3 separate regions of the Homo sapiens genome follow, and regions 2 and 3 are each linked to region 1. The links are chromatin loops, found by intact Hi-C in ENCODE. Cell type or tissue: A673. All regions are shown on one strand.

The links. Hi-C counts contacts between places; a loop is a spot of excess contacts. Peaks named below come from ENCODE experiments on the same cell type or tissue, not always from the same donor. Only the 100,000 strongest peaks of a DNase experiment are listed, where the experiment ranks them.
Region 2: a loop joins it to region 1, with 5 times the contacts of the local background. A loop is called at or near these places in 52 of 110 quality-filtered maps.
Region 3: it touches region 1 in a loop (3-fold over the local background); 9 of 110 quality-filtered maps call a loop at or near these places.

What each region holds. Positions count from the first base shown.
Region 1 is chrX:103,154,159-103,162,158 of GRCh38, forward strand. No RefSeq gene overlaps it. Among named protein-coding and RNA genes, the nearest start is that of BEX4, 57 kb to the right of the region's middle. In A673, a CTCF peak has its summit at 4,046 (motif pointing left); DNase peaks (open chromatin) are centred at 3,313, 3,583 and 4,073; H3K27ac peaks cover 2,313 bases.
Region 2 is chrX:102,946,972-102,954,971 of GRCh38, forward strand. All of the region lies in intron 10 of LINC00630 (long intergenic non-protein coding RNA 630), which reads left to right. Among named protein-coding and RNA genes, the nearest start is that of RAB40AL, 14 kb to the left of the region's middle. In A673, CTCF peaks have their summits at 4,147 (motif pointing right) and 4,786 (motif pointing left); DNase peaks (open chromatin) are centred at 4,150 and 4,790; H3K4me3 peaks cover 573 bases.
Region 3 is chrX:103,060,275-103,068,274 of GRCh38, forward strand. It overlaps BEX1 (brain expressed X-linked 1), which reads right to left and starts at 3,897. Exons shown (of 3, transcript NM_018476.4): 1 at 3,822-3,897; 2 at 3,368-3,457; 3 at 2,377-3,005. The coding sequence starts at 3,000. The coding sequence ends at 2,623. RefSeq lists an enhancer at 3,787-4,081. In A673, no CTCF peak of the experiment used is centred here; DNase peaks (open chromatin) are centred at 3,087 and 3,967; H3K4me3 peaks cover 670 bases.

The DNA.
Region 1 (8,000 bases):
AGAGTTTCACTCTTGTTGCCTGGGCTGGAGTGCAATGGTGTGATCTCAGCTCACTGCAGCCTCCGCCTCCTGGGTTCAAGTGATTCTCCTGCCTCAGCCTCCCGAGTAGCTGGGATTACAGGCAAGCGCCACCATGCCTGGCTAATTTTGTATTTTTAGTAGAGATGGGGTTTCTCCATGTTGGTCAGGCTGGTCTCAAACTCCTGACCTTATGTGATCCGCCTGCCTCGGCCTCCCAAAGTGCTGGGATTACAGGCATGAGCCACTGGGCCCAACCAATTTTATTGTTTTTAATGGCCAAATAGTATTCTAGTATATGAGTACACTACAATTTATCTATTCAACTGTTGGGAAAATTTTGGCTTATTTTCAATTTGTGGCTCTTGTAAATAAAGCTGCTATGAAGATTTGTGTATAAGTCTTACCATAGACATGTGCTTTCTTTCTCTATGGTAAGTAAATATGTAAGAGTGCTAAGCTGGATTATATGATAGATGTAAAATTAACATCCTAAGAAACTGCTGGCTGGACGTGGTGGCTCATGCCTGTAATCTTAGCACTTAGCAATTAGCTGGGCATGGTGGCGCGCATGTGTAGTCCCAGCTACTCAGGAGGCTGAGGCAGGAGAATCACTTGAACCCGGGAGGCTGAGGTTGCAGTGAGCCGAGATTGCGCCACTCTGCACTCCAGCCTGGGCGCCAGAGGGAGACTCCAAAAAAAAAAAAAAAGAAGAAGAAGGAAAGAAAGAAAGAAGGAAGGAAGGAAGGAAGGAAGGAAGGAAGGAAGGAAGGAAGGAAGGAAGAGAAAGAAACTGCCAAACTATTTTCCAAAGTGGTTAAACCATTTTTCATAACCACCAGCAGTATATGAGAGTCCCATCCTCCATGACCTTACCAACATTTGATATGGTTAGTCTTTTAAATTTTGGCCATTCTTAAGAAAGTGTAGTGGCCTCTTATAGTTTTCTTTGCATTTCCCTGATGAATAATTGTGTTGAGCATCTTTTCATGTGCTTATTTGACATTTGTATATCTTCTTTCTTGGAGTGTCTTTTCACAGTTTTGCCCATTTATTTATTGGACTGTCTCACTGATTTTTGTGATAAAAACAAACAAAATAAAATTTACCATCTTAACCATTTCTAAGCACACAGTGCAATAGTGTTAACTATATGCACTTGTGCAATAGAGTTAACTATATGCACATTGTTGTGCAATAGATCTCTGGAAATGTATTATCTGTTGAAGCTCTATACTCATTGAACAAAAATTTCCCTTTTCACAACTTCCCTAAGCCCCCAGCAATCACTATTCTACTTGTGTTTCTAATAGTTTAGCTACTTTAGTTACATCATATATTTGGACTAACGCACTATTTGTCTTTTTGTGACAGCCTTTTTTCACTTAGCATAATGTCCTCAAGGTTGATCCATATTATAGTATATGACAGGATTTTCTTCTTTTTTTAATACTGAATTGTATTTCTATGTACATTTTCTTTACTTATTCATTCACTGATGGACAATTAACTTGCTTCCACCTCTTGACTACTGTGAACAATGCTGCAATAAACGTGGCCATGTAATATCTCTTCAAGACTCTGTTTTCAATTCTTTTGGATATATATCCAGAAGTGGAATTGCTGGATCATATGATAATTCTATTTAAAATTTTTTGAGGAACCTCTATACTGTTTTACATAGTGGCTGCAGCAGTTGAACAACATGAGTTTGAACTGCACAGGTCTACTTATACGTGAATTTTTTTCTATCACCTCTTCCACCCCAGAGTCAGCAAAACCAACCCCTCCTCTTGCTCCTCCTCTTCAGCCTACTCAACCTCCCAGAAAATACCTTGAGACAAATGAAAATGAAAGCACAATATACCAAACCTTACGGGATGCAGCAAAAGATGTACTAAACAAGAAGTTTATAGCAGTAAGCATTTACATTAAAATGCTTTTACACTGTCAAATTTAGCAGTGAGGGGTGGATACCAACTTTAATGACATTAATGTTAATAAGTTCTGATAACCCACTACCATTGGACAAGCCAAGATTCTTTATTGTGGTTTCTGTCAGGAGAAATGGGCAAGGTAGGGTAGCCAGTCTTAGTGTTGGCTGGTTTGAACATTTTCAGCGGGCTTTGGGACACAGGGGTTGTCCCAAGTTGTCTGGTACCTGGCCCTTGGTTGATTAAGCAGGGAAGTAGTGGTGTTGATTGTGAGTGTGAGAAGACATGGAAGGGATGTGGACTCTGGATTTGTTGGTTTCCATATGAAAGGCATAATCCAGTGCTTTGCTACATATAGGAATTGGTTAGCCCTGGGAGTGACAGTCTCTTCAGTGTCAACAAGGTCCCAGACATTAAAGCATAAGAATAAAAAGTTACCTTTAATGCACAGCCTTGTCTATATAACCAGTCCTTCTGGCCACCAAAGAATATTGTAGAATATTGTTATCCCATTTGGGAAGACAATCCGTGGTCTTATGTGGGAGGGAAAGACCAGTACACTTTCAAGTAATTACATTAACAGAGACACTCCATATATTCCAGAATTCTGCATGATAGACATTAAATTAATAGTATACAAATGTCAGTTGTTTAGGTCAGAATGTTTCCAAGTGTGATTCATGCACCACTTCATCAAAATCATCAGAAAGTACTTGTAAAAACTGCAGATTCTAGGCCTATCCTGGATGTGATAAACCAAAACAAGGAAGGTGAGGTAGGAGGTGTCTACATTTTGAGTGATTTTGTCAACTGGTTTTCATTCTCATCCAAGTTTGAAAAGCACTGCTATAGATTTGCAACAAATACTTCTCAAAATTTTAAATCTTCTGATATTTAATTTTGTTGTCATTTTTTTCTGCCAGTCACACTCAGCTTTAAATAGTTCTCTATTGCAGTGTGTAAAATAGGTAACAATTCCTTCACTTAATACTTATCCAGTGATTTATATGTGAGCCACTAAACTAGGAACTGAGGATATGGCACAGGGAACAAAACAGGTACAAAACAAAACAGGTAACAAAATATGGAGCTTTCATTTTAATCTGGGAAAACTGGCAATAAGCAGGTAAACAAATCAATAAGCAGGGTGATTTCATATGGAGATGAATGCTTTGAAGAAAATACACATGCAAATATAGTATAAAATGACCAGGACAGAGATTATCACAGGTGGGGATGTCAGTGAAGCTCTTTCTCAGGAAATGGGCATTTGAAATAAGTCCTGAATGACAAGAAGCCAAGCATGGGCAAGCCCCCTTAACTGGGACAGGAAGTATTAAATGAAGCAGAAACTCCACATCATCACAGATGGGCTTTTTGCATAAGTAAATGGGAAGGACTCCCTTCCTAGGGATAAGGCAGACACACACTCAGAACTAACAAAGAAATAATGATAAAAGTAAAATCTCTACATCCCACCCGTGAGAAGAACAAAGATGAAACCATACAAGGGTTGCCTCATCCTTCATGCTGTTAGAGAGATCCTGTCAGGAGAAGGCATTAGCCTGTTGGCACTACGCAAGAGAATAAATATTTGCTTTACAAGTTGCCTCAGTTTTCCAAGGCAGTAACTTATCTCCACTCAATCACATCATTTCCTGTTTCTATGCTGACTTTCTAAGACTCAGGGGGAAACTTCAACTAAACTTGCTTGGAATGGTGTGTTTGATGCCATACCTCACCCCACCATGGGGTGGGCACTAACATTCATCTTGCTCCCTGTGGTGCAGGTCTAGATATCAAGAGAGGGAGGTCTGGGATGCAGATATAGAATTGGACTGATAGCATCTGCCACATAGTAGACATCCAATACATATTAAAAAGTTAGTGAGATGTAGATACAGGAGTAAGCAGAAAAAGAAACTAAGTATGTATCTCCTAAATATTTTTATATACATGCATTTTTCAAGGAGAGTTGGAATCACTGTGTACTTATTGTTTCATAATGTACTTTGAAGAAAATATTTTGTTTCTGTTTATTACAAATATGTCTTTTCACTGGGGGGAAAAACCTTAGAAAATGGATAACAATGCCACCTTGTGCTCAGAGTCAGAATTGCAGGAGTGAAAGTCAACCAGAGGACTTGGCAAGGGGTTGAGGATTTGGGGAGTGAGGGAGGTGAATGAATTCCATTGTACAGAACAAAGCTTTCTGGAATATTCCTCACACTGGCAGCAATTCTTCTATATCTGTGCCCATCCTGGGATCTTCAAACTCTAGGCCTGAAAGTTCGGTCCCTATTGAACCAAACAGAAAGCTTCACGAGTTGGTGTGTGAATAATTGTGCAATACAGACACTCACACACAGAAATACTGCCAAATTGTTGTGATCTGCTTCTTTACTCATAAAACATATATCGAGAATATATTTACAAAGCAGTAAATATATGAGCATCGTATTTGTAATCATTCCAAAGTTTTTATATTTCTAACCTTTTATTCAATAAAACTTCTATATTTTAAATCTTACAGAAATGCAAATTTAAATGAAAGTATCCTTTATCTCAAACCAACATACACACATTGAATTATTGTCAAAGAAATTTTTTTAATGTGCTATTCTGTGGAGCAATATTTGCATACTTTTTAGTCAATAAATGTATCTCTACCCTGTCACTTTGTGGCTTGGTTTGCAGATTTTCCTGTTTTACAAAACTTTATCTCATAACCTTGTCAGATTACCAATTATGACTTTTCATTGTTTAATAAGTATGAAACGATATAGAAATGCATATTTAGAAATTATTCTGTTTTCCCCTTCTGCCCCACCTTCTGCCCATTATTGTAAAAATGTAGTCTCTGTTAATTTATATAGGCCTATTTTCCAGAATTTTTCTCTTGTAATCATACACATACCTATACACTCATGTTGATATATATTCTTTTGCAAAATGCAATCATATCTTATGTTTTATTTTTATAACTTATCTGTTTCACATAATTATGATTCATTTTCATTTATTTTAATTTGTTCGGTTTGGCATATTTCCAGGTGTTTATTGGAGATTTGTATTGCTTTATGTCTAAGAGTATATCACACATATAGCATACAAACCCTATATCTGAGTATAAGTTACAATTTTACTAACTTTTCACATGCTCTTTTTTTTTTTTTTTTTTTTTTTTAGATGGAGTCTCACTCTGTCACCCAAGCTGGAGTGCAGTGGCATACACACAGTCACATGCCTTTTGATTTTTAATTTTTGCTATGTGGATGGCATTTTACACTTTATAATGTTTTTTGGAATTTAAAAAATACTTTGGCACATTGTTTTAAAAAGGACAACTTAATAATATTGCTTTAAGATATGTCTTTAGGCCGGGTGTGTTGGCTCACGCCTGTAATCCCAACACTTTGGGAGGCCGAGGCGGGCGGATCAAGAGGTCAGGAGATGAAGACCATATTGGCTAACACGGTGAAACCCCGTCTCTACAAAAAAATTAGCCAGGCATGGTGGCGGGTGCCTGTAATCCCAGCTACTCGGGAGGCTGAGGCAGGAGAATGGTGTGAACACAGGGGGCGGAGCTTGCAGTGAGCCGAGATTGCGCCACTGCACTCCATCCTGGGTGACACAGCGAGACTCCATCTCAAAAAAAAAAAAAGAAAAGAAAAAAAAAGATATGTCTTTAGAACATGTGGGAAAAGGAAATAAAAGAAAAAAATAAGAAATAAAAAATAGGCCAGGCATGGTGGCTCATGCTTGTAATCCCAGCACTTTGAGCGGTCAAGGTGGGAGGATCACTTGAAGCCAGGAGATGGGGAGTTTGATACCAACCCTGGCAACATAGTGAGAAACAAAACAAAACAAACAAACAAACAAAAATTAAAAACATGGCCAGGTGTGGTGGTAGCTGCTACTCATGAGGCTGAGGTGGGAGGATCACTTGAGCCCAGGAGTTTGAGGGTGCAGTGAGCTGTGATTGCACCACTGCACTCCAGCCTAGGTGACAGAGTGAGACCCTGTCTCAGAAAAGAAAAAAAAAACACAAATAAATAAATAAATAAAATAATAAGGTATATCAAATGTCAGCTCACAGGACAGAGGGTGGAAAAGCGTAATCTTTTTGTAATCTTAAGCTTTGAGTTCTGGAACAATAATTTAAAAGGCTGTTTCCCTAGGTTGTGTTACTTAGCTTTTAGCTCCAGTTTCCTTATCTGAGTAATGGGGATAATAATTGGTCTTGAATGGAGTTGTTATGATCAAATGAGGTTTAATATAAAACACTTTCATACAATAGTTTTGTGTATGTTAATATCCTTCAGTCCGTAACACCATTCCAGCCATATTTAACAGGGATGATATCTCTTAACCGCAATAGCATCATTACAGTTTGATGTGTATTTGGGAATGTAAGAAGGGAACCACACTCAGCTATATTATGTAGGAAATTCAGTGCTATCTCTGGTCTATGCACTCCAATGGAGTTGGGGTGGAGAAGGTCCTCACTCCTTTTCCATTGAATAATTGTGTTTTTCCTGTACTCTGTTGGGGCCTTCTGTGTTTACATCAGGTGTGTACATGACCTGGGGCTCTGGGGCCTTATTGGAGCTTCAGAAAGAGGTTACTGATGGTGAGTGTGCAGGGAGGGACACTGGAGGAAGAGTTAAGAATTGTTCCTGGGACCCAGTCCCTGAACCATCCAGGGTGAGTTTCTTCTCTTTGCCTTGACTTGAACTGTCACACAGTTGTTCAATGAGCATCCATCACTCTTCACACCTCCAGTGGCCCAGGGGATGGAGAGGTCGTGGTAATCATTGCATAAAGTCCAGGTCCTTGTGGAACTTATGGCGACCTCTGTAAAACCACCTTATTATACAAGAACAGGGAGGCCTCAATGGAATAATCAGAGACTCCTCAAAGAGGGGCTAGGCCTGGTACAATGGGCAGGACTTGTTGGGGGTAGTTGGAGAAGAGAAGAGAGGGGGGTCCAGCCTGACTGACTGGGCCAGGGGAACAGACAGGGCTCTGAGATAACTGACCAGACACTCTAGGTCTGAGGCCATCCAGGTTTGGGACCAACTGGTGAAGAACACATTTGCTTCAGTGGGATGCTGCAGGTTACCTTTACCTGAAATTGCACAAATATGGTGAGAAGGGAAGTGCCCTGTATGCCTCTCACTGGTCCATGAGGGCAGGGAAGAAACAGGAGCACTGACAATAGTAAAGTGATTGATGTCAGCACCCTAAACCTTCATTAAAGTGGGAAGTGAATATCAAGGGGAAGGATTTACCACTAATTGAGCACCCACACTTTCTGTAAATTGTCCACCCACTTTAATTTCTCTCTGACCCCAAGCCCCATGGACCCCTATCTGCCAGTGAGTCCTAGAGTCACATTCTTAACCAGAACATTCTCTCCACAAGGTCACACTCTCCATGTTTTCATTTGCTTTCTCTCTGCATCCTCCCTGAGATTTTTCACAAGGCTTTTCTCTCCCTCTGTTGCCTCAGCTCTTTTCATCAGCTCAGTGTGTTGTATCACAACTCAACAAGGTTCTGACAAGATTGGGCACAAGTTAACACTCACCTTTACTATCTTTTAGATATTGCATTTTTGCAGTTATTTCTGCAGAGTTAAATGTATACTCCCACTCTAACAAAGCTGCATGTATTGACCAAACAGCCTTTTATGGTTGGGCAACTGTGCTGTTGTAAGCATATGGGCTCCCTCTACTTTACTCAAATGTGCACTTTTCTCTTGTCCACACACTGCCTGACCTTTTCAACTGTGTTCTCTGTATGGGATTTCCCCTGGGATGTAACGATTTGTTACTGGATTTCAATCATGTTGTCTGCACATGTTCCCACATGCAAAATTGGCCCTATCACTCTCTATCCTTTTTGGATGCCTTCAGTGATTTACCAGGTGGGCCCACAATACTCCTTTCATTTCTCTCTAAATTCATGTCTCTGTCAACTTTCTCAAGGTAAAGAGTAATGAAGATGCAGGAGATGATTCCTGGGCTGTCTTGAGTCCTTTGACTT
Region 2 (8,000 bases), 210 kb before region 1:
CTCTAACTAATTAGTTTCCTTCTTCCTCACAGGTAACCACTATGCAAAATTTGGGGTTTACATTTTTAAGACATTTCTCTATATTTTTATTACATTTGTATAGATCTACACATGAAATATGGTATTTTTAATGGTATGATTTTGTTAACTGAAATATCACCAATTTATAGATTTTAAAAAGGATAGCTTTATTTCTTATAAAAGGTTACAGCCTGCAGAGTGGCCATTCTGATGGGCTGAGAATGTAGCCGTTGGAAGAAGCCCAGAAGCAGGCACTTTGAGGGAGTGAGAGGTAAGACAGGAATTTAAGCTGAAGGGGTTGGACAAAGATACATACTCAACACGTTATAGGAGGAGCTATGAATATTAATGAAGGGGGTCCTGGCACATGGGTACTGAACAAACATGTATGTTATACATATGGACCAGGTTCACCTTGGGGTGGAGACTTCACATTTAAATGTATTACAATTAGGCCCTATACGTTAAAAGAACTTTTCAGAACACAAAGGCACTCAAGTCCTGCCCTCTTTAAACTGGCCAGAACCGGTCCATGGTTGGTGATCTTCTAATCAGAATAAAGTTACCAAAATCAGTCTCTTGTCCAATCAAAACTGTAGCTATTGCTGGTGGAACAGGGGCTGGGGATCAGCATCTAGTGGTGGATGAGCTGCAAGTTGTTTTAATATTGCTTATCTTGAGGCCAGTACTTGTTTAGCTGCTGGAGAAAAATGCAAAGGAAAGCTTGTGTCAATTAGAACACAGTTTATTCTTTAAGTGTAGAGTGTGTGACTTAACCCTTGCCTGGCATGGCCTTAGGTCTTATTTATAATTTGATATCTTATTGCCACAAAGAGTCTGTTCTGCCAGTCTTATGATCTCTATTTTAACATTAATGCTGGTCAATTGTCGTATCTAAACCACAAAAGGGAGGGAGCATAACAAGTTCTATCTGACCCCACTTCCTGTCATGCCCAGGAACTCAGTTTTAAGGATTTTGGGGGGTCCTCTTGGCCATGAGGTTTGTTCAGTCGGTTGGGGGGCTTAAGGTTTTACTTTTAATTTACATTTTTATCTCTAAATGCATGAATACCTCATGGAATAAGAGGAAGGAAGAAACATAAGGAGAACAAATACATGTTCAGATTTCAACAGTGGGATTTGCCATATATGCCTACATGTCATGTATACTCTCTTTCCAACTTGCCAAAACAGACAGGCTCATTTACCCAGTTTATATGCTTAGGGAGCATTAATAAAATCTGCAGATATTATTTTCAAGCCCACTTTTTTTCCTGATGTATTCAAACACCTAGAGTTTCCCTGGAGTGAACTAGCCTAAAACAATGACTTAGTGTATTCTTTCATGAAACACCTTCTATTTGTCCAGACTACTTGTACTTAACTCAAACTGTAACTCATGTGGGGTTACCCTGTACATCTGGAACCTAATCTGGGCCAAGCTGATGAAAGAAGACAGTGATTCCCTGCAGTTAGTTTTCATATGTCCAAACTACTATCGAAATCCCTTGATTGGTTTAAGGATGCATCTCATTTAGAACCTGATCTAATTTTGTTTGACGGTTGTTATGACATGAGTACACTTTTCCATTTCATTTATTATTTTTTAATTGCACAAGAAACACACTTCAGAGGTGTTTGAGTTCACATGTGTTACTTGATGTTGTGGACAGAGGCCATAGTGCAGTGGGATAGTCAGTGGAAAGTGGAGAATATTAACAGGGAATGTAGAAAACTCTTTATGGAACTTTGAATGTAAAGAAAAAGAAACCAAGAAAGAGGAGGAGACAAAGAGAGAAAGAAAGAGAGCAATAAAGAGAGACAGAAGAGATATCTCCATCATGTGGCTGCAATGGATGCTGGTAAGTCCAACGAATGACATTTGAAAATCTTAAATTACTTGAAACTTGATCAAGTTTAAAATTATTGGGCAGTAGAAAAATTCAAAAGAAAAAATAATGGGAAGGAGCCATCTCATCTCAATTTAACATTTGAAGTTGCCCATATATTCATATCTTTTCTTACCCTCTCATTTCCACTTTAGAGCTAATGAGATGCCTCCACCGGGACAGCATGAAATCTGAGCTCAATAAACATTTAGTTATTACCTAACAAAAGAATAGACAATTATGTGTAAAAAATTCTGCTAACTATTGGATTTGTGCCTCTCCAGAAGGCAGCAGGTGGCTGAAATCCTGGTGTGATGTGGCTGGATAATACATGGCCTGAGGACTCCTGCATTGATGACTGCAGGATGGGTCCAGAATTTTCCTATACATAAATTAAAATACTAAGCAGTCCAGAAGGAGCCATTAGCAGACATCACACTTTGCTTACTTTGCTATCTATCACTGAGATCACCAGGTGAGTTCAAAGACATGCCTGTATTCCAGGCAAGGGAAACTGGATTTGGGTCAGCTCAGGGGAATGATGTTGAACAGCTCTTATAAGCTTCTGATAACACCCAAGAAGTAGAGAAACTACTGTCTACAAAACTTTGAACTCAAGGCATATCAAAGGAACATTTGCTTTCTTCAACTGTTTTCTTATAAAGGGAAATAATGAGAAATGATTTTTCACAATGCCTGCCTTAACCCTGAGGCCCAGCCAGTCCCTACTGCTGTGTCCCAACATTTAAAGATAATTGAAGTCCAACTCCATGCCGTATATTCTCAAGAGGTTTTCTCATTTACCCCCCAGGACAGCTCTGTAGAGATGGTATGGTCAATCCCATTTCACAGATGACCAAGCTCAGCCTCACAGAACCTAAGTCACCTCCCCAGGAAAGTGGCAGGATTGGAATGAGGTTCCATCCCTCACCCTCCCTAGATGGCTCTGGGCAGCCTCCCTTTTAGAAGATGGGCTTCCAGGCCTTGATAAATGGTCAGATTCCACTCCCTGGCTGTTGTTCCCCACAGGTCCCCACTCCACAACCCCTCTGGGTAATGATGAAGGCAGAGGAGGTGAAATCTCATGCTTTGTACCAAGAGACATGGGTGTAGGGCCACACGAGTTGGCTGATCCTTGAAGTGGTGAATGGGCTCAGGCAGAAGCTCAGGTGTTGGCCTTGAGACAAGTGAGCTGGAGAGAGGGAAAGTAACATGCACTGAACTACTGTAAGCAAATGCCCTTTACATCTCATCTCCTTTAATCTTAACTGCCGTCCAAGGTACCCATGACTATGACCATTATTCACATCAGGGTGCTGCCTTTAGGAAATTTTATGCAAATAAGAGAGACAACTTGTTCTTTCCAGATCAGCAGCTAACTTTGGAATACTTAAGGTATTTTTCTATTTTGACTTGATGGCTCCAGGCCTGTTAATGCTTTAATCTTCCTCAAGGGATAGTACACACGCCTCAAGACGTTTTTAAATATATTTAATCTTCTATAATCCTAAGTATCAGTCAAATTACCCAATATCACCACCATTATTCATATAAGGTTACTGATTTTAGGTGTGACTAAGTAAACCAGTAAAATACCCTTGTTATCTCCCTATCAACAGTTAATTTTGATTATTTTAAAGTTTTTCTCATTTTGTCTTCATGCTTTTGGGGCTGTGAATGATCTCATCTCCTTGGGGTCTGCCATTACATGATCCCAGAGTATTAAACTTTTTTTTTTTGAGATAGAGTTTCACTCTTGTTGCCCAGGCTGGAGTACAGTGGTGCAATCTTGGCTCACTGCAACCTCTGTCTTCTGGTTTCAAGCGATTCTCCTGCCTCAGCCTCCCAACTAGCTTGGATTACGGGCGCCCTCCACCACGCCTGGCTAATTTTTGTATTTTTTAGTAAAGATGGGGTTTCACCATGTTGGCCAGGTTGGTCTTGAACTCCTGACCTCGTGATCCGCTAAACTTTTTTTTTAAATTATGACCCATATAGTTTTTAAGTAACAATATTACTGATGTTGAAAAATTCTAAATGAAAGAAAAAGGTTTATATATCCCAGAAAATATACTTTTAAAAAATAACCTAGATAAATGGATGCACACAAATTGTGACAAGTATGTGAAAAATTCCAGAATACTGTGCCCGATGCCATTAATTAGATCCCACCCTCCCTTCCTCCCTCCCCTCTCCTGCCCCAACTCTACTCCCAGATGTGCAATAATTTCTCTGGCCACCAGGAGGCATCACAGCTATCTTCATCTTTGTCGTTCTTTTTTAATGAACAGAAGTGTATTCTACAGAGTAATGAATGTTATGAAAATATTTATTATAATAACAATTCTGTTTGGAAAATTCACATGCATATTAAAAACAGTCCTATTTGCTGTTCACCCCAAATCTACATCGAATTCATTGATTTATCTCTTCCCTCCTCGGTGTAGATTGAGGTGTCCACACTGTAGAGGGGTGCCTTCCAGAGAGCTGGGTGTTCACCCTCCGTTACCCTACCGTTGTACAGGCTTCTCAAACCTCTCACTCCCTCTCACTCATCCCCTCTCCAGGACATTATGGACGCAGCTGCCCAGGACCCACTTAGGCACGCCCATACTCTCTCAGTCACCTTCTGCCTGCCTTGCACTATTAATGCTAATGATTGCCAACGTGTGCTAGAGCTGTCTGGTGTTTCATTGTTGATGCCATACATATATACAGACTTATTTTACACCTATCATCAGGTTTTTTTCTGACAGAATTAGAATTACTCTGTAATCTAGATTCATAAGCTAAGTTTTAAGGGAGGTATTTTATTTTTTGCTCCTTGCAGACCCTTCTTGATAGAGTTCGATAATGGTGGTACCGTGGTGCCCTCTCGTGACAGAAGGCTGAACTACAGCTAGAACATCGCGAGCAGGAAGGTGGGAGGGAGAGGCTGTGGCCCAAGCCCACCTTACAGAGCTTTCTGGAACTCTGGGTGGCAAAGCGGACATTCTCAGTATTCCCAGGGACATTGATGGGCTCAAGACAGAAATCGTTATCTCTTACTGTGCTGAAAAGAGAGTTCTATATCAGAAGAAAAAGGTCATTTTAATTTTTATTCTTTGACCACTGGAAAATCAGAGACCTAAATGAGGGAAAAATGGATCCAGACTACTTGTTCAAGTCTTTGTACCCCTCTTTAAATCTTTATTAGCATTTTTTCATGGAAATAAATTTCTATAACATTCGAAATTACGTTACAATATACGTTCAATATTTTTATATTAACTGGTGTTTCATCGTAGGATGCTGTAAACTTTATTTCCCCAGTATCCTAGTGGTAAAAAGTAAGCTCCCTTACCATAGTTTCTATAACAGATGATATTTGTAACACTTGCTCATATACACAAATGTCTTGGCAAGAATTTCTTAATAAGATTTTGAAAGCATCCTTTTAAAATCTCAGATACTCTAAAATTTTATATTAATATAATGAAATCAGAATAATATTTATCAGATATACTCCTAATATCCCAGTATGAGAGTTGCTATTTCTTTTATTTTTATATTCAAGTATAATTCATTTCTTTATTCACTTAATACTTTTTAAACTTTTACTTTAGGCTAGGGGCTCAGGGGTATATTTGCTGGTTTGTTATATAGGTAAATTGCTTGTCACAGGGGTTGGGTGTACAGATTATCTCATCATCCAGGTAACAAGCATAGTACATGATAGGTAGTTTTTCAGTCCTCTCCCACCCTCTATTCTCAAGTACACGTGTCCACGTGTACTCATGTTTATCTCCCACTTACAGGTGAGAACATGTTGTATTTGGTTTTCTGTTCCTGTATTAGTTCACTTAAGATAGTGGCCTCCAGCTCCATCTATGCTGCTGCAAAGAACATGCTCTCATTCTTTTTATGGTTGTGTAGTATTCCGTGGTGTGTATGTACTACGTTTTGTTTATCCAGTCTACCATTGATGAGCATTTAGGATGATTCCATGCGTTTGCTATTGTGAATAGTGCTGTGGAATGTGTGCATGTCACTTTATAGTAGAATAATTTATATTCCTTTGAGTATATACCCAATAATGGGATGGCTGGGTTGAATGGAAATTCCATTTTAAGTCCTTTGAGAAATCACCACACTGCTTTCCACGATGTCTGAAGTAATTTACATTCCCACCAGAAGTGTATAAGCATTTCCTTTCCTCCACAACCTCGCTAGCATCTGTAATTTTTGACTTTTTAATATTAGCCCTTCTGACTGGTGTGACATGGTATCTCATTGTAGTTTTGCATTTATCTAATGATTAGTGATGTTGAGCACTTTTTCATATGCTTGTTGGCCACGCATATGTTTTCTTTTGAAAAGTATCTGTTCATGTTCTTTGCCCACTTTTTAATAGGGCTGTTTTTTGCTTATACGTTTGTTGAAGTTCCTTATAGATTCTGGATATTAGATCATTGTTGGATGCATAGTTTGCAAGTATTTTCTCCCATTCTGTAGGCTGTATGTTTACTCTGTTGATAGTTTCTTTTGCTGTGCAGAAGCTATTAATTTAGTTAGGTTCCATTAGTTAATTTTTGGTATTGTTGCAATTGCTTTTGGTTTCTTCATCATAAAATATTTGCCAGGGCCAATGTCTAGCATACTATTTCCCAGGCTTTTTTCAAGACTTTTTTTTTCCTTTTTTTTTTTTTTTTTTTTTTTGAGACGGAGTCACGCTCTGTCGCCCAGGCTGGAGTACAGTGGCATGATCTCGGCTCATTGCAACCTCCGCCTCCCGGGTTCACGCCATTCTCCTGCCTCAGCCTCCTGAGTAGCTAGGACTACAGGCGCCCGCCACCACAGCCGGCTAATTTTTTATATTTTTAGTAGAGATGGGGTTTCACCATGTTAGCCAAGATGGTCTCGATCTCCTGACCTCTTGATCCGCCCGCCTCGGCCTCCCAAAGTGTTGGGATTACAAGCGTGAGCCACCGCACCTGGCTTTCAAGACTTTTTATAGTTTTAGGTTTTACATTTAAGTCTTTAATCCATCTTGAGCTTAGTATATGATGTAAGGAAGGGGTCTAGTTTCAATCTTCTGCATATGGCTAGCCAGTTATACCAGCACCATTTATTGAATAGGGGGTTATTTTCCCATTGCTTATTTCTGATGACTTTGTTAAGGATCAGATGGTGGTAGGTGTGTGGCTTTATTTCTGGGCTCTTTGTTATGTTATATTGGTCTCTGTGTCTGATTTTGTACCAGTACGATGCTGTTTTGGTTACTGTAGCCGCTCAAAGTCAGGTATGCTATGTAGCATAGTTTGAAGCCAGGTAACATGATGTCTCTGGCTTTGTTACTTTTCCTCAGAATTGCCTTGGCTATTTGGGCTCTATTTTGGTTACATATGAATTTTAAAACAGTTTTTTCTAATGCTGTGAAGAATGTCATTGATTGATTGGAATAGCATTGAATCTATAAATTGCTTTGGTAGTATGGCCATTTTAACAATAGCAATTCTTCCTATCCATGAGCATGGAATGTTTTTCCATTTGTTTGGGTCATCTCTAAATTATTTGAGCAGTGTTTTGTAATTCTCTTTGTAGAGATCTTTCACCTCCCTGGTTAACTGTATTCCTAGGTTTTTGTTTCTGTTTTTGTAATTGTAAATGGGATTGCATACTTGACTTGGCTCTCAGAGTTGGACATTGTTGGTGTATAGAAATGCTAATGATTTTGTACACTGATTTTGTTTGCTAAAGTTGAAGTTCGAGGAGCTTTAGGGCAGATTATGGGGTTTTCTAGGTACAGAGTAATATCATCTGCAAACAGATAGTTTGACTTCCCCTCTTCCTGTTTAGATGCCTTTTATTTCTTTCTCTTGCCTGATTGCTCTGGCTAGGACTTACAGAATTATGTTGAATAGGAGTGGCAAGAGTGGGCATCCAGTCCTCAAGGGTAATGCTTCCAGCTTGTGGCTGTTCAATATGATATTGGCTGTGGGGTTGTCATATATGCCTCTTATTTTGAGGTATGTTCCTTCAACGACTAGTTCATTGAGGGTTTTATCATGAAGGGATGTTGAATTTTATTGAAAGCCTTTCTGCATACAT
Region 3 (8,000 bases), 94 kb before region 1:
TCTGGATCCTCCACCTCAGGGTCTTTTAGAAGGCTGCAATCAAGATGTTAGCCTGGGCCACAGTTTTATCTGAAGACTAAGCTGGGCAAGAATCTGCTTCCAAACTCACCTTTGTTGTTTTGGCAGGATTCAATTCCTCGAGGGCTATTAGACTGAGGGCCTGAGTTCCTCACTGGCTGTTGGCTGGCGAACACTCTCAATTCCTTGCTATATGTGCCTCTCCAACATGGCAGCTTGTTTCATCAAAGCCAGCAAAAGTGGGAGGAAGGAGGAAGGAAGAGACAGAATGAATCTGCTAGCAAGATGACAATCACAATCTTCTGTAACATAATCACAGAAGTGACATCCCGTCACTTTTGCTGTATTCTATTGATTAAGACAGTTATTTTACCTGCACTCCATAGGAGGGATAATTACACCAAGGCATGAATACTCTATCCAAGGCTAACATGAAATTTACATATCTCAGTTCTGTCAATGGGAATTTTTATGTGTTTCAATTGCATTTGTAAGCTAACTGAATAGTTCTTTGGATCTGGATCTGTTGTTAGCTTGTATTTCTTCTTAACGTAATCCATGTTAAGAAAAATGCAGTTGAGTACAGAAGAAATCACCTAATATTCCACAAAAGATAATAAAATTCAAATTGTTATGTAATAAATCTAATGCTTTTTTCATGATCTCATCCTTTACATTTTAATGGTTCCCTGAACTGAATTCAGATATTCACCTTTATATTCTGCAAGTTATTATGGCTTTTAAGAACTGATATCAGCTGGGCACGGTGGCTCACGCCTGTAATCCCAGCACTTTGGGAGGCCGAGGTGGGCAGATCACAAGGTCAGGAGATCCAGACCATCCTGGCTAACACGGTGAAACACCATCTCTACTAAAAAATACAAAAAATTAGCCGGGCGTGGTGGCGGGTGCCTGTAGTCCCAGCTACTCAGGAGGCTGAGGCAGGAGAATGGCGTGAACCCGGAAGGCAGAGGTGCAACAGAGCGAGACTCCGTCTCAGAAAAAAAAAAAAAATTGACATCATAGTAAATATTTACATACCAGTAGCCATTTAGACATTAATGTGCATCAGAATCACCAGGAAAGCTTGCTAAAAACAAAAGTTCTGAAGCCCCATTCAGGGGATCTATGTTGGGACCCAAGAACTTTGTATGAATCCACATTTTCAAGAAATCCCCTGGTGATTCTCACACAGGTGGCAGATTAGCATAGTTTTAGAAACACTGTGACATTACTAAATGAACCCAGTGTTCCTTTAGGAATGGCAAGTAATCTAAGTTACACATCCAAAGTTATTTACTTGTTTAGAAACTGAACCGAGACAAAAACTCAGAGCTCCTGACTCAGTCATTATTAATTTTACTTCGGTTAAGTGCCTGCCTCGTCATGAAGAAACCACAGCATGACCAACAGACATTTTATTCCTGAGAATAGGAACTATGCTGGACTAGTGAGACCTACCTTTGAGCACTCTGCTAAACATCTGAAGGGAAAATCTGAGGATGAGAGTCTTGCATAATAGGTGTGGATGGGAGAAAAAACAGGTAAACACAGGTCTCACACAAATGACCTCATTCCAGTCATGTGAAGGAAATGCCACCCCCAACTTATACAAATTCCTGAGTTTATTTACCTGGCTAAGAGATCCAAATTTGATTAGCAAGTATTTTTTTTTTCTTTTTTTAAGAAAACTTTTAGGTTCCAGGGTACATGTGAAGGTTTGTTACATAGGTGAACTTGTGTCATGGGCTGGGGGCAGGTGGGGGGGTGGTTGTTGCACAGATTATTTCATTACCCAGGTATTAAGCCCAGCACCCAATAGTTATCTTTTAGGTTCCTCTTCCCCCTCCCACTCTCCACCCCTACAGATCCCAGTGTGTGTTGTTCCCTTTTTTGTGTTCATGAGTTTTCATTTAGCTCCCACTTATAAATGAGAATATGCAGTATTTGGTTTTCTGTTCCTGCATTAGTTTGCTAAGGATAATAGCCTCCAGCTCTATCCATATTCCCACAACAGACATGATTTCTTTATTTTTATGGCTGCATAATATTCCATGATGTATATGTATATTTACTTTATCCAGTCTCTCACTGATGGACATTTATGTTGATTCCATGTCTTTGCTTTTGTGAGTAGTGCTGATCAGCAAGTATTTATTAAGTGACTCTACTGCCTTCAAAGGTTATTTAAAAATGTTTCCAATTTTTCTTAAATTACAGAAAATATAAAAAATACATTAACCCATCTCATAGAATGAGTCCCTATATTAATCCTTTGGTATATTTAATTTCAGTACTTTTCTTTTCATGTATTAAGTACAATCAATATAAATTTTTAACAAAAAAAGAATATAGAGATTGCTTTTTAAAGGTGCTTTATTAACTTCACTATAATGAGCATCTTTCCATGCAATAGGTAAAATTCTTCTGCTAACAAAAATCTTACAGACTGGTTCAAAAACACAATATTCAATTAGAAGCTGGTAATAGGAGACCCACGTAAACAAGTGACAGGTAAAGGTTTACAACAAGGGCACATCATGAACATGTAAATTCGAAAGCAGGGGTCTGTTTCCGTAATAACTTTAGGGAAACCATCAGGATTCAGGGCATAAGGCAAAACTCATCATGATGGTCATGGTGAGGGGGGTCAGTGCTGACTGCCCGCAGACTATGACTCAACTGCTTTTCCCTCAGCTTTTCCATCAGCTGTCTCACCTCCTCCCCAATCCTTTCCATATTCTCTTCTCTCATCCTTGCCTGTGGTTCTCCAAGCCTATGCATCATATCCCATCTATACTGCAGGATGGGCTGCCTAACGCGGAACCGCCTACGATTTCCTCTAGGCACACAGTATTCACCAGCATCCAAAGGGAGGGCCAAGGGCTCCCCTTTATTAGCAACTTGCTCCTTTTCTTCATTTTCTTGGTTGGCATTTTCCATGCTGAGACTGTTTACTGCTCGTTTCTCTTTGGACTCCATTACTCCTAGGAGACAAAAGGAGAGAGAAGGGGCTGAACAGCTGGTGAACGCTTCAGTACCGAGGACAGAGGCACGGCTACTCATTTTTCAGGATTCCGCGTCATGGCTATCAACATGTTTTGTTTTGTTTAATTTCACGTTTCCCACCAGAGAGGTTTCGTGCGCCCACTAGGGGGCCCCCATTCGAGCCCGCCCCCCCCCCCACCTCTCGTGTCTTCCCCTACCTGCCCCCAAACCCACCATTTTCCCTACAGATCCATCCCTAGATCTCGGCAGGCACCAAAATGGAGGACGGGAGATGGGGGAGTTGGGAGGGGACCTCAGACTGGACTCTGCACCCGCCCCCACCACCGTCCCTCGCACTGACCTGGGCCTATCCTTGTAGTCTCCTCCTTCTCCCGATTCTCGCCACGAGGTGCGCCGCCGGGACACTTGGCCCCGCAGACCTGCAGAAGGGCTGGGGTGTGGGGAGGGGGGGCTGCTGCAGCGGAACGCTAGCTCCTTCTCCGCCTAGGGCCCTCCTCACTGCCAGCGCCCCGCGTCTCCCGCCCCCCGCTCCCACCCTCGGCCGCCTCGCCCCCCGTGGTGTTCACCGTTTTCCTGCAAGGACTCGGGAATGGTTTTCCATCGCTCTTGGTTGCTCTGCTGCCCCTGGAGCCCCAGCCGCCACTGCTTCCCCACCCCAGGGGACCACTATGTTCCCAAGAATGTTGGGGTGTGGAGAAAGCTGGCGGGGATCCCCTGCGCTGTTCTGCGCTCGTCGGGGGGGTCGGTGAGCCTCTGCTGGCCTAGCCAGGGCGCGCGGGCCCCGGGGCCCTTACCTGGTCCGCTTTCCCCCGGGCCGGATGCCAGCCCGCCGAGCGCAGGGCAGCGGGGAGCTGGTAGCGAGACACGAGTGACGACTGCACCGAAGGCTGCGTAGCTCTGCAGCTCCCGGTCACGTGAGGGCCGTGCGTCACCGCCAAGCTCACCCTCCTTCTCACCAACCCCCACGGGCCGGCGGCCAGTTAACTGGTACTCCCCCCTTTGGAACACACAGACACCCCCCTCCTCCCGTCTGTGCGCGGTGCCCCAGTGCGCACAGCCCCGTCACTCATCTCCGTCCTCTCCAATCTGAGGGCCCACAAGTGGCATCATCGCTTTGCGGTTGGAGTTTACCCATCTTCGGTTATTTGGGAGGGTCTGTACCCTTCCTTTCCCCCACCCCAAACCCCCTTCCTCTGGCCTTGGCCTTTTCTTCTTTCCTCTTCTCACTGGCTGTGTATATGCTTCCTAATAATTTCTCTTTATTTCCTTTTTAAAAATCAGCATCCCTCAAAAAATTGAAAATAATCAAATTTTATTTTTGAAAGAAACACTTCAACCTGGGAAAGTAATATATATATATAGTTTATGTTCATCTATAGCACACAGAAAACATTTTCTCTAGGCTCCACACCATCATTTTTAGAGCATTCTCACTTGTTTGAAAATTTTATGAAAAAAAGGAGAGAAAATTTTCCTGAACACAGTTGGTGTTTTCAAAATAATCTGTGAAGTAAATCTTCAGGAAACAGTTCTGTTGTCAGATCTTGGCCATTTTATGTAAATAATCTACGTTTTTATCCTTCTGGGACAAATTTCAAGTTTTATTAATAAACATTTCTATTTTATTCTATTATAATAAACATTCATTAAATATGAAAAAACATTTGCTGACAACTAATGCCACCTGCTAAAATTAGTGGCTATCACTGTTGATGGTTTGAAGACTTAAGCAAAAGGAAGAGCTGTGAGGCCAAGGCAGGTTGAGTGACGCAGAGATAGAGTATCCCTGCCCTGACAAGAGGTTGGGAAGGTGCTGGTCTTCCACTGTTATATTCGAGAGCTTCTTAATTCCTATGTTCAGACTCCTAATTCTGTTGCTTACTCCAAAAATATAGATGGACAGGTGACCAAGGTGGTGACCTTAATATATCACTTTGGCTCCTTCCTTCTATTTCTTCCCCAAATTCCCACCTAATGACTCACTTCTCAGCATAGTTGGGAGGTCTCTTCCCATTCTGGAAACCAGAATAGGGCTTTTCTACAGCTCTGTGGTGAGAGATTCCAAGAAAAGCCTAGAAGTAATTGAGGAGGTGGGAGGAGTGGGGAGCAGTTCTCAAACCTGCCTGCTCTCTTCTCTTTTTCACCCACCCCGGGGAAAAGTCTCTTTGGGACATTTTTGCTATCTCTCACCTGGCTTTTGTAGTGCAGCATACCGAGACCCTCACCCTGACTGTCTCACCTCCAGGTCACCCAGAAGAGCTTAGTCTTGCTGCAGGGTCACTATCTGCCAGTCCATACCCACTCTGATACCTCTTCATTTATGCTAGGGCCTGGGGAACACTCTCCACTGACCATTCTTACTACACTTGGCTTTCTCAACTCAGAAGCCTGTGGAAGCCCTTAATACTACTATTTCTTCTTTTTCTTCTTCTTCTTTCTTCCTTCTTCCTTCTTCTCTCTTCTCTCTTCTTCTTCTTCTTCTTCTTTTTCTTCTTTTCTTCCTCTGTCTCTCTCCCTCTCTCTCTCGGTCTCTCTCTCTCTCATCACTTCTTCTCACCTTAGACATGTTTATTTTCCTTTGTTTTCTACCTTAGTACTCACCCCTTGACCAACCCAGAAATGTGGCTATTATCCTTGAATCACTCTACATTGTCCCTCATATTCAAATAATAACCAAATCTGGTTAAGTCTCAATTTATATATGTGTGTGTGTGTGTGTGTGTGTGTGTGTGTGTGTGTGTGTGTGTGTATATATATATTTTTTTTTTAGATGGAGACTCACTGTGTCAGCCAGGCTGGAGTGCAGTGGCGTGATCTTGGTTCACTACAACCTCTGCCTCCCAGGTTCAAGGGATATTCCTTCCTCAGCCTCCAGAGTAGCTGGGACTACAGATGCACACCACCATGCCCAGCTAATTTTTATTTTTATTTTTAGTAGAGACGGGATTTCAGCCATATTAGCCCCGCTTGTCTCAAACTCCTGACTTTAGGTGATCCGCCAACCTCGGCCTCTTGAGTGCTGGGATTACAGGCGTGAGCTACCGCACCTGGCCTCAATTTATATCTTTTAAAAACAACTTTATGGAGATACAATTTGCAATCCATAAGATTGCCCATTTAAAGTGTAAAATTCAATGGTTTTTAGCATATTCATAGATACATGCAACCATCACCACAGTCAACTTCAGGATATTTTCGTCACCTCAAAAAGCGACCTCCTATTCTTTTGCTATCACTCTCCTATTCCCCCATCCTCTTCATACCAAAGCAACTACTAATACGTTTTCTGTCTATAGATTTCCCTATTTTGACATTTCATATGAATGAAATTGTATAATATGTATTCTTTGGAAATTGGATTTTTTATTTAGCATGATGTTTTCAAGCTTTATGATTCCAATATGATTACTCATTTGAGGAATTGCCAAACTATGTTCCAAAGTGGCTGAATATTTTACATTCCTACCAGTAGCATATGACGGTTTTGATTTCTCCACATTCTTGTCAACATTTGTTATTATCTGAAATTTTGATTCCAACCATTTTAGTGGGGGTGAAGTGGTATATCATGGTGGTTTTGATTTGCATATCCTTGATGACTAATAATGTGGTGCATCTTTTCATGTGCTTATAGGTCATTTGTATATCCTCCTTGGATCAATGTCTATTCAGATCTTTGTGCACTTTTTATTTGAGTTATTTTTCTTTTTATTATTGAGTTGCAAGAGTTTTTATATATTCTAGACAGAAATCCCTCACTACATATATGATCTGCAGATATTTTAGCCCATTCTGTGGGTTTTTTAATCAGTTTCATAATGGTGCCTTTTGAAACACAATGGTGTTTGGCCAGGCACGGTGGCTCATGCCTGTAATTCCAGCAATTTGGGAGGCCAAGGCAGGCGAATCACTTGAAGTCAGGAGTTTGAGACCAGCCTGGCCAGCATGGTGAAACCCCATCTCTACTAAAAATACAAAAAATTAACCAGGCGTGGCAGCACCTGCCTGTAGTCCCAGCTACTCTGGAGGCTGAGGCAGGAGAATCGCTTGAACTTGGGAGGTGGAGGTTGCAGTGAGCCGAGATTGTGCCACTGCACTCCAGCCTGAGCCACAGAGCGAGACTCTGTCTCAAAAGAACAAAAAAAGGAAACACAATAATTTTTAATTTTGATGAAGTCTAGATTACCTTTTTCTTTGCTGCTCCTGGTATTGGTGTCATATCTAAGAATCTTTTGAATTCAAGAGTCATTTGAATCTAAGAATCCTTTGTAATCCAAGGTCACAAATATTTATCCCTATATTTTCCTCCAAGAGTTTTATACTTCTAGCTCTTCCATTTAGGTCTTTGACCCAGTTTGAATTAGTTTTTTATAAGGCGGGAGGTAAGAGTGTAACTTCATTCTTTTATATGTGGCTATGCAGTTGGCCAAGCACCATTTGTTGAAAAGACTATATTTCTCCACTGAATTGTCTTGGAACCCTTGTCAAAATTCATTTGAGATTAGCCACATAGTTTTACTTTTGGACTCTCAAAACAATTCCATTGGCCGGGCGTGGTGGCTCACACCTGTAATCCCAACACTTTGGGAGGCCAAGCGGGGCAGATCACTTGAGGTCAGGAGTTTGAGACCAGCCTGGGCAACATGGCAAAACCCTGTTCCTAATAAAAAAATAGAAAAATTAGCCGGGAGTAGTGGCGAGTGCCTGTAGTCCTAGCTACTCAGGAGGCTGAGGCAGTAGAATCACTTGAACCCAGGAGGTGGAGGTTGCAGTGAGCTGAGATTGTGCCACTGTACCCCAGCCCAGGTGACAGAATGAGACTCCGTCTCAAAAAAATAAATAAATAAAATAAAAGCGAGAAATTATTAAGTGTAGTGAGGAAGGCATGTCGAAAGCCAAAATAAAAGCTAGAAATTATTAAGTGTAGTGAGGAAGGCATGTCAAAAGCCAAAATAGGGACAGGTGTGGTGGCT